2 separate regions of the Homo sapiens genome follow, and region 2 is linked to region 1. The links are chromatin loops, found by intact Hi-C in ENCODE. Cell type or tissue: mammary epithelial cell. All regions are shown on one strand.

Region 1 (8,000 bases):
ATTTAAGATTGCCAAATCCTAATGAGTAAAAGCAAGCTCCATGTAATGACCCATAGGAGAGCTGGGCAGAGAGAGGTGCCCGCATCCTACATACAGGGCAATGTGGTAGCTCCTCTCCACATCCACTAGCAAGAGGCTGCCCATTGCTCCCCTCCTCATTCAGGATACTAAGCTATAAAGACAGCAGCAGAGATTCCCAACAAAGCCGCACACAGCCAAGAAAGTCCTCTGCAGCAGTTGGCTCTCTTCAGTACCGGCAATCCATGAACTGGACATCATCAGATACATGCCTACGATCCAGCTGTCTCCCAGATGTCCCCAGACAGTTGCTCTTTCACGGAGCCATCTAACCTCAATGCACATTTCTTGATAAAATATCTTCCCTAATTGTCCAAAAGACGCCTTAAATACTTGAATACACAGCCCAAATTGCCCCCATAGTGAACCCCACACCTGCTCCTCCTCCCCTGTCCCCTGCCATACTGAATGGAGCTACCATTCACTCAGGCTCCCAGGTCTCCTCAACTTCTCCATGTCCATCCACCGTGCATCCTGTCACCACGATCCTGTAGATTTAGACATGAAATATTTGAATGCACCTGCTCTTCCACCACTACTTTAGCTTAGGGCCTAGACTCTTGCATTGGGGCCTCTTAAGAGTGATCAGGAAGTCTCAGTAGCTTGGTCGGGGGTTTGATACACAATCTCCTCATTTACTGAGCTCCAACTTCCTATCTAAATACGATGTTCAATTCTTGCATCACCCAGGTCAGAATCCCTGGAAAAATGGGAAAGAAAAAAGAGGACTTTCCCTTACTTAGCATTTTAGGCATGAGGAAATTTCAGTGTCCCACTTACAGAATGAAGAACATCAGGTAATACCAAAAGTTCTTTTGTAGCCTGAATAGGACAGCTTCTTTTTTTTTTTTTTAATAAATGTTAGGCCAGGTGTGGTGGCATGCCTGTAATCCCAGCACTTTGGGAGGCAGAGGCAGGAGAATCACTTGAGCCCAGAACTTCAAGACCAGCCTGGGCAACGTGGCGAAACCCCATCTCTACAAAAAATACAAAAATTAGCTGGGCAGGGTGGTGTGCACCTGTAGTCCCACCTACTCGGGAGGCTGAGGTGGGAGGATTGCTTGAGTCTGGGAAGTTGAGGCTGCAGTGAGCCATGATCGTGCCTCTGTACTCCAGCCTGGGCAACAGAGTGACACTCCATCTCAAACAATAAATGAATACATTGTATTGTGTATATTTAACATATACAACATGATGATATGGGATACATACCGATAGGAAAATGGTTACTATAGCAAAGCAAATTAACATATCCCAACTAACTATTGCACAGTTACCCATTTTTTTGTTTTTGTGGCAAAAATAGCTAAAATCTACTCATTTCACATGAATCCCAAATGCAGCACAATTTTATTACCTGTAGTGCTCATGTTGTACCTTAGGCCTCTAGGCTTGTTCTTCCTACACATCTGCTACTTTGTATCCTCTGACCTGTATCTCCCCATTTCCTGGCATGCCCCCACAGCCCTGGTAACCACTGTTTTATTCTCTCTGTATATTTGACTGGGTTTTTGTTTTTTAGATTCCACATATAAGTGAAATCATGCAATATTTGGCTTTCTGTATGTGGTTTATGTCACCTGGTATAAAGCCCACCAGGTTCATCCATGTGGTGACAACTGTCAGGATCACTTTTAAGGCTGAATAATACTCCATCGTATATATACACCACAGTTTCTTTATCCATTTGTCCAGCAATGAACTCTTAGGTTGTTTCTATATCTTGGCTATTGTGAATAATGCTGCAATTATCGGCAGATATCTTTACAAAGTGGTGAATTTTATTTCCTTTGGGTATATTCCCAGAAAAGGAATTCCTGAGTCATATGGTAGTTCTATTTTTAATTTCTCTCTCTCTCTCTTTTTTTTTTTTTTGAGACAAGATCTTGCTTTGTCATCAATGCTGGAGTGCAGTGGTGCAATCTTGGCTCACTGTACCCTCTGCCTCCCAGGTTTGGGTGATTATCCTGGCTTAGTCCCCCAAATAACTGGGACTACAGGCGCGTGCCACCACACCTGCCTAATTTTTGTATTTTTTTGTAGAGACAGAGTTTCACCATGTTGCTCAGGCTGGTCTCGAACTCCTGAGCTCAAGCAATCCGCCCACCTTGGCCTCCCATAGTGCTGGGATTACAGGCATGAGTCACCATGCCGTATTTTGAATTTCTTTAGAAATCTCCATACTGATTTCCATAATGGCTGTACCAATGTACATTCCCAACGGTATATAAGAGTTCCCTCCTCTACACCTTTGCCAATATTGGTTATCTTTTAACTTTTTGATAATAGCCATCCTAACAGCTATGAAGTAGCATCTCACAGTGATTTTGATTTGCATTTCCCTGATGATTAATAATACTGGGCACCTTTTCATGTACCTGTTGGTCATTTTTATGTCTTCTTTGGAGAAATGTCTATTTAGGACCTTTGCCCATTTTTAAATTGGGCTATCTGTTTTTCTACTATTGAGTTGTATGAGTCCTTTATCAATTTTAGATATTAACCTTTATCAGATATATGGTTTGCAAAAGCCAGCTTATTTTCAAGACCCTTTTATCCAATCAACAGACTGTTTCCTTTTGGCAGTCTCTTAAACTACAGTGATTCATTCTGGGCAAAGACAGAAATGCCTCCTAAGTAATTTCTCCTAGCTGAGAACTACAAGGATACTACTTGGGGCTCCCAACACAGTTCCCTCCTAGAGTTCTCCTGGGTGCATGTGAACTGAAGCAGAAAATATAGACCTGGCTTTGAAGCTCAAACTCTGCCACTTACTAACTATGGGCTGCACTCAAGTTTTCCAATCCTCTGAGTGTTATCTTTCTTACAGAGAAAAAGAAGATAATGGTATTTACTTATAGGCTTGTTAAACTCAACCACAAATAATAAAAATCAACTAAGGGCCAGGCATTGCCTTGCTCATCTGGATTCAAAGACGCATTTCACAGCTCTGCCCTTTGGGCACTCCCAGTCAAGTGGCAAACAGATACAGACCAAAAAGTGCTATAATCATGACGCACGAAGACGGAAAGACTGGTTGGAGGATGAAGAATTGAAAGAAAACTTACTTGAAATGAGGTAATTATGTAAAAACACGGTTCCCGATGCCTGGCTCACTTTATAAATGCCTTTGGGTTGATTTTTTTTAACACCCTATAGCTGTTACTGACCTGGTCTTTCTTTTTTTTCTGAAAGTTCCTATAAAAAAATCACCAATAAAATGCTGGATGGTCATTGGTTCCATTTTTGGAGAAGCTCCTGAGTAACTGTAAGATGCCTTCTCTGAAGCTCTGTCATATCTGGCACTTGCTCCTCTAATCCTAGGTGAATGCTGTGGAATTGGCCCTCACCAGTTCATCTAGAAACTGGGCAGCTTTCTTAAATTTCTTTCCACCTTCAATAAGAAGGCTTCTCAGAAACAATAAGTTCTGAATTATGGTCTAGACAGGAAAAGTTTGTAGTCTGGTGTGCAGAGAAAATGATATCTTTTTATTCTAATACTTCATGATTTTTTTACTACTGTATCTCATTATCTTATACAAGAGAATAAAAAGAAAGTAGGCCCTAGAAATAATAAAGTAGAAACCAGAAATTCTGATATCCAGCTTCTACTCATGGAGAAGAAACTACATAAATAACTTGGATCACAGATGCTTTCAGACCCTGGACAAAGCATCTAAGGTAGCAAACAGAATCTAATGGTACAGGCTGTGGCAGTTTTAAACTATGTCCACAAATGCTTTGATGTTCCTCCCTTCAAGAGTAGAGCCTGACAGCCTTTCCCCTAAACGTGGGCAATGGGGCTACCTCTAGGCTCTCCCTCTCCTGGCTCTCTTGCCATGTGGTGAAGACACTCAAGCTGCCCTGATGACAGGGCCATGTGGTAAGAAACTGAGGCCTCCTGCAGACAGGCACTAACTTGCAGGCATCTGAGTGAGCCACCTCGGAAGCCTTCAGATGACCAATACCTTGACTGTAACTTCGTGAGAGGACATGAACTAGGACGACCCAGCAAAGCCACTCCCAGATTCCTGACCCACAGATACTGGAGAGATACTAAATGTTTATTGTTTTAATCAGCTGAGTGTCAGGGAAATTTGTTACTCAGCCACAGATAACTAAAATGCAGGTCAACAGGCTAATAGGCTATAAATGATGAAGGGTTTGTTTTGTTTTTAGACAAGGTCTCACTCTGTCGCCCAGAGTTGAGTGCAGTGGCGTGATCATGGCTCACTGCAGTCTCAACCTCCTGGGCTCAGGTAATCCTCCCACCTCAGCCTCCCAGGCAGCTGGGACCACAGGTGTGCATCACCACACCCAGCTAATTTTTTTTTTTTTTTTTTTTTTTTGTAGAGGCAGGGTCTCCCTATGTTGCCCAGGCTGGTCTCCAACTTCTGGGCTCAAGCGATCTGCCTGCTTTGGCCTCCCACTTGAGCCACTGTGCCTGGCCAATGATGAGGTTTTTGTATTCAGGATGGCATAGTTTTCTTAGTTAAAAAACAATTATCTTAATTGCTTTCTCTGGAGCATAGAAATACGATATACATAAGAGTGGGTGGTGTGGCAACACCGAAGTTCACACTAGTTCTCCTTTATTCAGCACGTCACATCCCTCACCCCAAAGAAAGAAACTGTAGTTTAAAATACTAGAATTATATGACTCAAAAGAGTGGTGGATTGTCACTTATTAAGAAACAATTTAAAATAAGGCCTATGGTAAGGCAGTAATAATGAAAGCAAATATCTTATCACGAAATTGTAAAAATCAGGCAAATAAAGCAGAGTAGTCCTAGCCAAAATTATTAGATAACAATGAGCTCTGAATTTTATCAGATCTGGTGGTTTGGGCACTTACATAATTTCACTTATTTAAAACTATAACTTGGTATGGGTAATGTGAATTAGTCTTTAAAGGTCCAAGGTTTTAGATCTGCAAACAGAAGAAAGGGCATTTTCCTCTCATTTATTATTTATTACTTTTCTCTAGAGTTAAATTCTCTTATTCACAAATATTTCTTGTATATCTAATTTCTGCCAGAATCAGAATGGGAATGAAATGGCAGAAACCATAGTCTGCCTCCTCAAGGAACTCACGGAGGAGAGACTTGTGTTTCTCACATGAGCATGACCTGTGGCGGAATTTTACAGTAGGAATGTATAGGCCTGTTCCTACAAACTCAAATGCCAAAGGCAGGGGAGTAGGACCTGGAGATCTCTGTTTCTGATGTTTAGTCAGTGTGGAGAACCACCAGGGTGGACAATAATACAACACAGTCCATTTACTCTGTCATCAAATATTTATGGAGCACCTGAGCTGTACCAGAGGTGCTAGGTGCCAGGGATGCCACTGTATGCCAAAAAAACAGGTAGCCTGAGGTTAGGAGGGTAAGAGAGTTGGGCACATGAAGGGAGAAGTAAGGCTGTTCCATCATAGACAGAGGAAACAGGCAGAGGAGGGGGCATGAGGAACACTCTGATCACGTCTGCAAATGTGGAGTCATACCATGCAGTAGGCTTGATTAGTGGAAGACAGAATATATAGTATAGCCATGCATTCTGAGCTTTTTTATTTGAATGAGACCAAATTGGCCCTCTGATACCGTCTTCTCACTTCATTGCTGAGGAACTCTAGATGTTGATCTCCTCACAGTCAAGCCCCAAAGGAGGGAACAGAACCTAGGTCCTATGACTCTGGTTCTAACGTGCTTTTTCCTTTATTGGCTCCTTTTAGGACTAAAAGATATCTTCAGGGCCAGGTGCAGTGGCTCATGCCTGTAATCCCAGCATTTTGGGAGGCCGAGGCAGGTGGATCACCTGAGATCAGGAGTTTGAGACCAGCCTGGCCAACATGGTAAAACTCTGTCTCTACTAAAAACACAAAAACTAGCTGGGTGTGGTGGCGGGCACCCATCATCCCTGTTACTCGGGAGACTGAGGCAGGAGAATCGCTTGAACCCAGGAGGCGGAGGTTGCAGTGAGCCGAGATCGCACCATTGCACTCCAGCCTGGGCGACAAGAGTGAAAACTCCATCTCAAAACAAACAAACAAACAAACAAACAAATGTCTTCAGGAACCAGAACAAGGCCAAAGTACATTTCTCAACCATTCTAAAAAGCTTGTGTTGTTACTATAGGCATACTACCTCACATGCTGTCAATCTGGGGTGTTTTCAAAAAGATATAATCAACCAAGAAAAAGTAAGGTAGATGTGAAAAATGTCTTTGAAGATATTTCAGTTGCTACTGTTAGAAAATGTTTGAATTTAAACTCTACTAGGCATAAAATAAGCTTATAGAAAACATTAGTTTTGGAATCTGAATCAATGACCCAGAAATAAATCTTGGAGAGGGATAAGTGAAATTCTGAAAGAGTGGAATCAAAGAATATCAAACTATTATTTCCAAATGGTTTGTAAAAATAATGTTTCTGGGTTACAGTGTGAAAACAGGTACATTTTAAATCTCCAGGTATTAATAATATACTGGCATTTTGTAACATAATGCTAGTCAGTTAAGGAGTAAATTTCCTTCCAAGGGGTTTATTACTTGAAGTGACTGAAGGATCTTGTTTTACAGTCTCCCCAGTAACACAAATTCTTCTCCATTTTCAGGGCCTTTGCCATCTGGTACCCACTTCCACTACTTTTCTGAAGTTACTCAAAGGTCAACATTTTGTCCTTCTCCTAAACAAAACCAAACTCAGACCTCTTATTTCTTGACTTTTCTGTTCTTCTTGTCATCTTGAAACACTGTCTTCTCTTTGCTTCCATGAAACTGTAAGTTCCCGGTTCTCCTCTGACATTCCTTTTCTGGCTTTCCTCCTATCCACTGACATCCTCTAAAGCCTCTGCCTATTACACTTCTCTTTCTCACCATCCATTTATACTAATATGACACCATGATTCCCTACTCACCTAGGCTCTCCATCCTTGGAACTAACCTTGACAATTCTCTTCACATTGCTTCCCAATATCCAATAAGCTACTGAGGCTACCTGATTCTGTGTTAAGATTTGACCTTCCCTTTCTAAGATTTGACTTAGCCTTCACATGTCTACCTCCTTTACCCTAGAAACAAGACCTCATCACTTAAGCCTCGGTCAGTTACTTAGTTCTCTGGTATCTGCTGCAGCCTGCAAACAGATGAAGACCTTTCTCATCATGTCCCTTCCTTGCCCAAGAATTAGTACATGCCCTGCTGAACCCAATCCCAGTGGCCCTTACCTGCAATGTCATTCCCCTTTGCAAGTTGCTATGGTTTAAATGTGTCCCCCAAATTTCATGTGTTGGAAACTTAATCCCCAAATTTATAAACTGATTAGGAATGTGGTCTTTTGGAGGTAATTGGGATTACATAAGACCATCAGGATGGGGCCCTCATGAGAGGACTATTGGCTTTATAAAAAGAGGAAGAGAGACCTGAGCTGACATACATGCTCTTGTCATCTCTCCATGTGATGCCTTCTGCCATGTTATGATGCAGCAAGATGGTCCTCTCCAGATGCTGGTACCATGTTCTTGGACTTCCCAGCCTCTAGAACTGTGAGAAATAAATTTCTTTTCTTTATACATTGCCAAGTCTCAGGTATTCAGTTATAGCAACAAAAAATTGACAGAGACACAAACCAAATTTAATTCTTTGTCCAAAATTAAACATGAAATTCCTTCTTGGATGAATCTTTCCTTACCTAATCTCCTTCCACAGTGAATTTTAGTTTCCTTAGCAGTCACATCTGGATCACACTCTCTTGCACTTGCTGCAACTAAAAGCCAGCTCTTATAGAAACCATGGTATTGCGGGACCAGCAGAAGGGTCTCCACAAATGTTTGCTAAATTGAATTGAATTATATTGCAGCTCTGCCAAAGTTCACTTTTAATTATATAAAGATGGAAAGAAAATAGAAAGCACATCCTGTTTCAAC
Region 2 (8,000 bases), 56 kb before region 1:
GGGGGCATTCTAAAACAATGCCTTACAAGTAGCTTCTGCAGTTGATGCCAATTATATTTTGTTCAAACATCAAATTCGTATCAACCATGACATAGGACTTTTTAAAGCAAAGACTGGCCCAAGCAAGAGAGCCACTAATCACTGTAATAGTTTTAAAGCAGGCTTTTAAAATATTGAATTCTAAAATAAACTTTCTGAATATTTCATGCCAAAGTCTCTGAAGTCTATAATGGTTCTGGATAGAGTGATGATAATTTTTCATTCTTTTGAAGTAGAGAAAAATCCCTACTTCTCTGCCCCAGGGCAAAACCATGTTGCAGTGTGTTCATATAAAATGATTGCAGACTGCAGAGGCCATTATTCTTGTTACTTCTTTTGGTAAAATATACATGATGATTTCATGCTACACAGGACCAAAAGCATAGTGTCAGATCTCTTCTAAGGGATTAGAAATAATCAGTATCACGTTACTAACTACAGAATATAAATCATCCCTTTTATTAAATTAGATAATTGAGGATTCTTAATATTGCCTAAGTATTTTTTCCCAAGGAATTGGATTAGATAAACGGCCTTTTTTCTTTCCACTCTGAACTGGTATGGTTGAACTATAAATCTCAGAGGGTGAGTTAAGTGAATAACCTAGAAAAATAATGTTTAGAATAAACTGCTTCTGATAATATTTTGTGTGTGTGCGAGTGTGCTTATTCACTTATTGAGATGCTGAATGCTTGTAGAGAAGCAAATCCCTTTGCCTGACTTTCTCAGTAAACGACCTCATTGTTATTGTATTAACTTTTTGTTTTTTGAGATGGAGTCTCACTCTGTCACCCAGGCTGGAGTGCAGCAGTGTGATCTTGGCTCACTGCGACCTCCGCCTCTCCGGCTCAAGCAATCTTCCCACCTCAGCCTCCTGAGTAGCTAAGACTACAGGCACCCAGTACCACGCCTGGCTAATTTTTGTATTTTTTTGGTAAAGATGGGGTTTCACTATGTTGGCGAGGCTGGTCTCGAACTCCTGAGCTCAAGCCATCCCCCTGCCTCGGCCTCCCAAAGTGCTGGGATTATAGGCATGAGCCATTGTACCCCGCCTGTTATTGTATTAACTCCTAATTTTTCTTGCTGCCTTTGCTAGAGCTTTCCATCATAAAATGAGTATAGTAAAACCAAGCACTGTTAAAACTGGAAAGTTTATTCATAACGTGTGGGGTGGCATTTTATTCACATAATGAATGGCAGGGCATCATCATTTTAAATTCATATTTCAAATGAGACATGCTGAAATACTTAATGTCTTCTGACTTTTCGTCGTCATCGCATATATACAAGCAGGTCTGGTCATCTCACGGAGAGTGCAGAGGAAATTCAAGTTCAGAGCTATCATTTTAAAAGCTAACAAATACTGTTTTTCATTGCAGACAGAATTATTCTGAAGAAGGAAGGTCTCATAGCACCCACACTCAAATCACTGTGACAGAGAAGATGTACCGTGGGTAGAATTAGTGACTGGCTGAGGAGAGGAAGGAAATGTCATCAGGTTAAAAAGCCCTCTTGTTTCTGTTACAGCATTCAACCCTAACGTGAGTTTGCTCTAGTTTTGAAACTAGAATGCATTGTTTTGGTGTCATCAACAAACCCTCAGCACTAAAAAATTCAGCACCTCCCACCCCCCAACCCTGACTCGAAAGAAACTTTAGGAGGGCAAGACCTTTGTCTTCTTTGCTGCTGTGGCCCCACTTCTTGCCCCACAGCAGAGGATGAATGTCGAATGAATGAATTTGTGGAACAAATGAATCTGAGGAAACAGCTGATAATATTATAGAAAATCTATTACCTCCCAGGAGGTACTAGGGAATTAAAGAAAGAAACTATCACCTCATTGTTTTACCGAGTCTAAAAACGCTTGTGGCTGGGCGTGGTGGCTCATGCTTGTAATCCCAGCACTTTGGGAGGCCCAGGCGGGTGGATCACCTGAGGTCAGGAGTTCGAGACTAGCCTGGCCAATGTGGTGAAACCCAATCTCTACTAAAAATACAATAATTAGCCAGGCATGGTGGCAGGTGCCTGTAATCCCAGCTACTTGGGAGGCTGAGGCAGAAGAATTGCTTGAACCCGGGAGGCAGAGGTTGCAGTGAGCCAAGATCGGGCCACTGCACTCCAGCCTGGGCGAAAAGAGCAAAACTCAATCTCGTAAACAAACAAACAAACAAACAAACAAACAAACAAACGCACGCCTGAGAAACACCTTAGACCCATCATTCAGGGACCCGTAAGTAAGTCGATTACAGTTTCCATGCTCAACCACATTTTGCAAAACATAGACTAGGTACAGAGGAGACCACATGAGAGACAAGCTGTGGAAAATGAGGCTCAAAACATGGGGCAGTGGAGCGAGGGAACCCCCTGAATGTCAGGCTGAACAATTTAGAGTTAAGAAGCAGGAAATTGTGAACCAATGCAGAACACTGGGTACACATGGTCTAACCCATAGTCAAAGACCACCCACTTCAATCCAGTTAAGCAGCTCCCCTTTTACCAGACACAGGGACGTAGGTATAGACACATATACAGACTATCTCAGAAATGGCTTTTCAAAGGAATTAAAGTTTATGCAGATGTAAAAGAGGATAATTAACTAACAACAACTGCTTCTAGAAATGTAGGCCCAATGAAATTAAAGGCTTTTTTGGTGTGTTTGTTTTTGAGATGCAAAAGGGAGACCTGGAATTGATTTTGGGAGTAGAGACTCAAGAGAGCAGAACTGGGCTGGGTGTGGTGGCTCACACCTGTAATCCCAGCACTTTGGGAAGCTGAGGTGGGTGGATCACTTGAGGTCAGGAGTTCGAGACCAGCCTGGCCAACATGGTGAAACCCCATCTCTATTAAAAAGGCAAAAATTAGACAGGCGTGGTGGCATGTGCCTGTAATCCCAGCTACTCGGGAGGCTGAGGCAGGAGAATCACTTGAGCCTGGGAGACGGAGGCTGCAGTGAGCTGAGTTCACACTCCAGCCTGGGTGACAGAGCCAGATCCCACCTCAAAAAAGAAAAAAAAAAAAAAAAAAAGAAGTACTGCTCTGTATTACTTGGTATGAACAATTTAGGGCCATCTGGGAGGAAGGAGATGACAAGCCAAGACAAGAGAGGGTACAGGCACAGGGAGATGCCATATAAGAACAGTCATGAAATTCCCCAATGATGCGATGATCAAAAGTCCTTCAATTGACTGTTACGTTTCCTATGTACTTCCAAACTGTTTGTATTACCTGTTCTAACCTCTCCCCTATCTTCACCAAGGGAGTGCCAGGCACACACACACTGTGGGGGATGGTGACTTTGGGGTGTCAGTGTTGAGTCAGGGGCTGAAGATTGAGTCAGGAGATGAGCTCTGTCTGAACGTGCAGCAGAGAGCAGGAAAAGCAAGAAGGGAAAGGCAGGATGATCCATCCACTGAATTCTCTCAGAGAAATGAGAACTCAGAGCCATAAGCCTGCTAGGAATTTGCAAGAATCTTGGGAAGTGCTTCATAATCCCCCAGGTGTAGAATGGAGGTTCCAGGCAATACTCTATGGACTTCAAAGTACAGGAAGACCTCAGATGACACAGGATACATTCCAAATTTGCAGAACTGGACTCAGTCCATTCAGTTGAATTCCAACAGTTTTCAAATTTGTAAAAGTAAAAATATTTTGATTCATTGTATTAAAAAGTGGTTATAGGCCAGGCGCAGTGGTGCACACTGTAATCCCAGCATTTTGGGAGGCCGCGGCAGGTGGATCACTGGAGGTCAGGAGTTCAAGACCAGCCTGGGCAACATGGTGAAACCCCGTCTCTACTAAAAATACAAAAATTAGCCGGGCATGGTGACGCACACCTATAATCCCAGCTACTGGGGAGGCTGAGGCAGAAGAACTGGTTGAAGCCAGGAGCTGGAGGTTGCAGTGAGCTGAGATCGCACTACTGCACTCCAGCCCAGGCGATAGTGCGAGACTCTGTCTCAAAAAAAAAAAAAATGTAAATAGTCAATGTTTCTCACAAGGAGTAAATGTTTCTTGTATGAAAATGTTGACATCATAACAATTTCTTAGAATGTTCTGAAAGTGGTTATTTCTTGGAAAATCATTTTTCTTGTAAAATTATTCAGGAGTACCCCATGTCTAAGTCTCCAAAGCCAGGCTTCAGACTAGAGTACTTGCTTTTACCCAAGTTACTTAAAAAAAAAAAAAAAAAGAAAGAAAAAGGAAATGGTTTAAATTTTACTACATTGAAACGATGGAATCTTTTCTATTAAAATGACATAAAGACTATGAAAGTGATATTTTTAAGTGGGAGCAAGAATACAGAATGGTATCGCATCATCATTGCAATGTTTTCGTTTTTTAATTTTAATTTTAATTAATTAATTAATTTATTTAGAGACAGAGTCTTGCTCTGTCACTCAGGCTGGAGTGCAATGGTATGATCTTGGCTCACTGCAACCTCTGCCTCCCAGAATCAAGTGATTCTCCTGCCTCAGCCTCCCGAGTAGCTGGGATTACAGGCATGCGCCACCAAGTCCGGCTAATTTTTTGTAGTTTTAGTAGAGATGGGGTTTCGCCATGCTGACCAGGCTGGTCTCAAACTCCTCACCTCAAATGATCCTCCTGCCTTGGCCTCCCATAGTGCTGGGATTATAGGCGTGAGCCACTGCGGTCGGACCCATAATTGCAATTTTATAAACATTTATATTCTTTTGGGCAGAAGCTGAAGGTTATATGCTACGCAGAAACTTGTCTTATGAAGATGGTAGGGTTTTGGGTAATTCTGTCTTAAGATATTCCTTAATATTACTTATATCTTTTTCAACTGAAAAAATATTTTCTTTCAATTTAGTCTGAATTTTCCAAACAATTGGCCTTATTTCAAATTGTATAAATCCACAACAGCTAGCGCTGGGCTTCTCAACATCAGCACGATTGATATTTTGGACCAGACAATGCTCTGATATAGCAGAGAGGGGGCTGTCCTGGGCATTGCAGGACGTTTGGCAGCATCCCTGGCCTCCACCTGCTAGATGTTGGTAGGACCCTCTCCCACCCCTCATGCCCAATCGTGACAGCCAAAAATGTCTCCAGAAATTGCCAAGTGTCCCTTGGGGGACACAATCACCCCAGTTGACAACCATTGAGCCAGAGGAATCACAGTTTAAGGCAATCCTTTTGAACATTCCAGCTAAATCTACACTTACTAATATAATTGCTTTAAAGACTTTTTCTTTAAAAAGAAAATGATTTCAGGGTCAGCTGAGGCACATGTTTCTCAGATCATGCAGATGATTGTCCCAACACTCTAAGGTTTTGAAATGAGCCCAGAGAAGACCCCACTGGAGAGGCAAACTCTTGCTGGTGGTAATAGGGCGTGTGCCAGACATATCTGTGTTCCCAACAAACGCACTGACAGATAGTAATTATTTTGAGTCACTGTGATAATCACATGAGATTTTGAAAGTTGATGCCATATTTGATGCACCTGAAATGTGAATGAGAAATTTAATGTGGAGGCCAAGATTTAAGTGAGAAAAGTTTTCTTAGTGGAATTTTTGGGGTGGGGGAAAAGGGAGAGAGCAGCTTTTTCTCTTTGATTCTTTATGGAATAATTTAAACCAAAGTCAAAACTGCCACTACATTAGGGACAAAGCTGTCATACTGACTGAACAGTGAAAGTAAAAATTACCCTCCAAGCAAGGAGCCCCTGCTGGGGATGAGAAGACCCGCCAATTGAAGATGTAATGATGACAGCCTCTCCCGCAAGCAGCCTTCTCTTCTGAGGAGCCCGCTGCTTCTTCCCACTGGCGTGCTTGCCTCTTTGTTGATGAGAGTCCTGCAGGGCTCTACAGCAATTCAGCTGGTAATGTGTTTATTAATTTTACCTTTTTAAAGACATGTGTTAAGAAAAGCCATTCGGATATACAGGAAAGACTAAAGAGATATGCAGATGATTTCTGGTCTTTTCTAGGCTCCAACATGACTTTGGCAGATGTGCTGCATTCTCTTCGGTGTGTACTGGGGTCCCTTTGTGCCCGTCCCACGCTATGCAACCTCCTTTGACTCCAGCCATTGCTGGGAAAGCCTCACCCGAGCCAGTAGCAGTATCTTTTGCTGTTTGGGACTGCTCTGACACCTGGGGTGGCACCCCCTACCCCCCAAACGTGGAAGCATGAAAAGGAGTGTTAAGGCCTTCTTCATGCACAGAGCAGGTAGAACCCCTTGACCAGTTTACACTCCAGCTCACTCTGCTGTTCTCTCTTTCCTTCATTTTGCACGGCTCCAGTCTCAGGCTGGTAATTAACGCTTAAAAGCCTGTGCACGAATTATTGAATCAATGTACCAAAGGAGCACAGGACTGTTGTGAAGACTGCATCCTTATGGCAGGAAAATACCAAGCTTTACGTAGACAACTCTGAGGTCATTCTCTTGGCTCATCAGAGGTTCTGGTGGGATCAAGCTCCAATCGCTCATAGTAGTAATGAGCTTGGTGACAGACACTTGCATTCCCTCATTCTCTGTTTCACAACAACCTGTACACAAGCCCCCATCAGGCTCTGCTTTCAAGAAGAACCCAGGTTAAGACACAATGGAAAGTTTATTTTGAGAGATGAAACTTCACACAGAGCATTTAAATTGCCATCAGCAATAGCACGTCATATCAGATTCTCACTCAAGTAAAAGAGATCTCACTACTTCAAAGAGATCAGACTATTCCTCTACTTGCAAAATGCTTTTTTTGGGAGGAAATTAAATATTGCCTTTAAGAAGAGCTCTGAAGTTTGAAGTTCCAAGCAATTAAAATGCCAGGGTTAACCAGAAAAAAAACACTGCAGCAGTCTTCTTTTTACTGTCTAATATACATGTCTTATTAATAATATTTAGTCCATTAATAGTAAATAGTATTATTGGACTTTAAGTGCTCCTTCAGAGTGAGGACAAGGTATCCCTGAATATAAGATTCTTACAGGGTCCTTTTGGATGCAGAGGTATAGTTATCATCTGACCATAAGCAAGTGGTGGACCTGGCTGTTTAGGATGAACTGTGAAGGGTAAGAGAATGTCCAGATCAGGCCAGGAATAAAGAACGACATAAGCCAGGCAAAACAGTGGCCTCATTAGCACTCGGCTCAGCCTACTAGCCTAACAATTCCATGGACATTGTTTGCGTCTTCCCCAACTTCCATCTTACCTGCTCTGTGCCATGTAGCAGCTGTGTGATTGTGGGGGAACAGACCCCCACCCCAAGCTCTAGAAGTGGGAGCTCACTGGCCTTAACCAATGACTGTAATCCCACTCTCCTTACCACAGTGACTGGCTCAAGGATTGACTGGCTTAAGCCAGTTAACACATGTCATTCCTCCCCTGGCTACTACTGGTTGGTAAAGAATTGGTACAAACATAATGAAGTCTAGGAATTTTGCTTGCAAGTTGAGAAGCTCTTTCAATGTGGACATCTGAGATGCAGAGGTGAGGCTTGCTATTCCAACAGCCTTTTCCTACCATAAGGGTGCAATTTCCACAACAGTTCTATGCTCCAATGGTACATTGATTCGATAATTTGTGCACAGGCTTTTAAGTGTTAATTACCAGCTTGAGACTGGAGCTATATACAATGAGGGAAAGAGTCAGAGAACAGCACAGTGAGCTGGAGCCTAAACAAACCATGCCTGAAGCCTCCCCTATGTCAAGACTCTTAGTCACTGACCCAATAAATTCCCTGTGTTGTTTAAGGCAGTCTGAAATGGATTTTCTGCTACTTGGAAATGAAAGCATCCTGACATACAAAGGATTCTGTCTGAAATCTTTTCCAAACCTTGCAGTATTTGGAACTTGATGGACAGACAGCAGATACTCAATGAACATAGTATTTTTGAAATGATTATTCCATTTTAAAGAAACCATAAATAATTTAGATTTCTCCTCGGATGCTAGCTCAAGATTCTGGATTATTCTCCTCAGCTCTGCAATCTAAAGAG

What was found. Hi-C counts contacts between places; a loop is a spot of excess contacts. Peaks named below come from ENCODE experiments on the same cell type or tissue, not always from the same donor. Only the 100,000 strongest peaks of a DNase experiment are listed, where the experiment ranks them.
Region 2: it touches region 1 in a loop (4-fold over the local background); 4 of 110 quality-filtered maps call a loop at or near these places.

What each region holds. Positions count from the first base shown.
Region 1 is chr14:89,854,254-89,862,253 of GRCh38, forward strand. The region is part of intron 5 of EFCAB11 (EF-hand calcium binding domain 11); the gene reads right to left. Among named protein-coding and RNA genes, the nearest start is that of EFCAB11, 96 kb to the right of the region's middle. In mammary epithelial cell, no CTCF peak of the experiment used is centred here; DNase peaks (open chromatin) are centred at 1,918 and 4,028; H3K27ac peaks cover 1,164 bases.
Region 2 is chr14:89,797,997-89,805,996 of GRCh38, forward strand. The region is part of intron 5 of EFCAB11 (EF-hand calcium binding domain 11); the gene reads right to left. Among named protein-coding and RNA genes, the nearest start is that of EFCAB11, 150 kb to the right of the region's middle. In mammary epithelial cell, no CTCF peak of the experiment used is centred here; a DNase peak (open chromatin) is centred at 3,315; H3K27ac peaks cover 1,576 bases.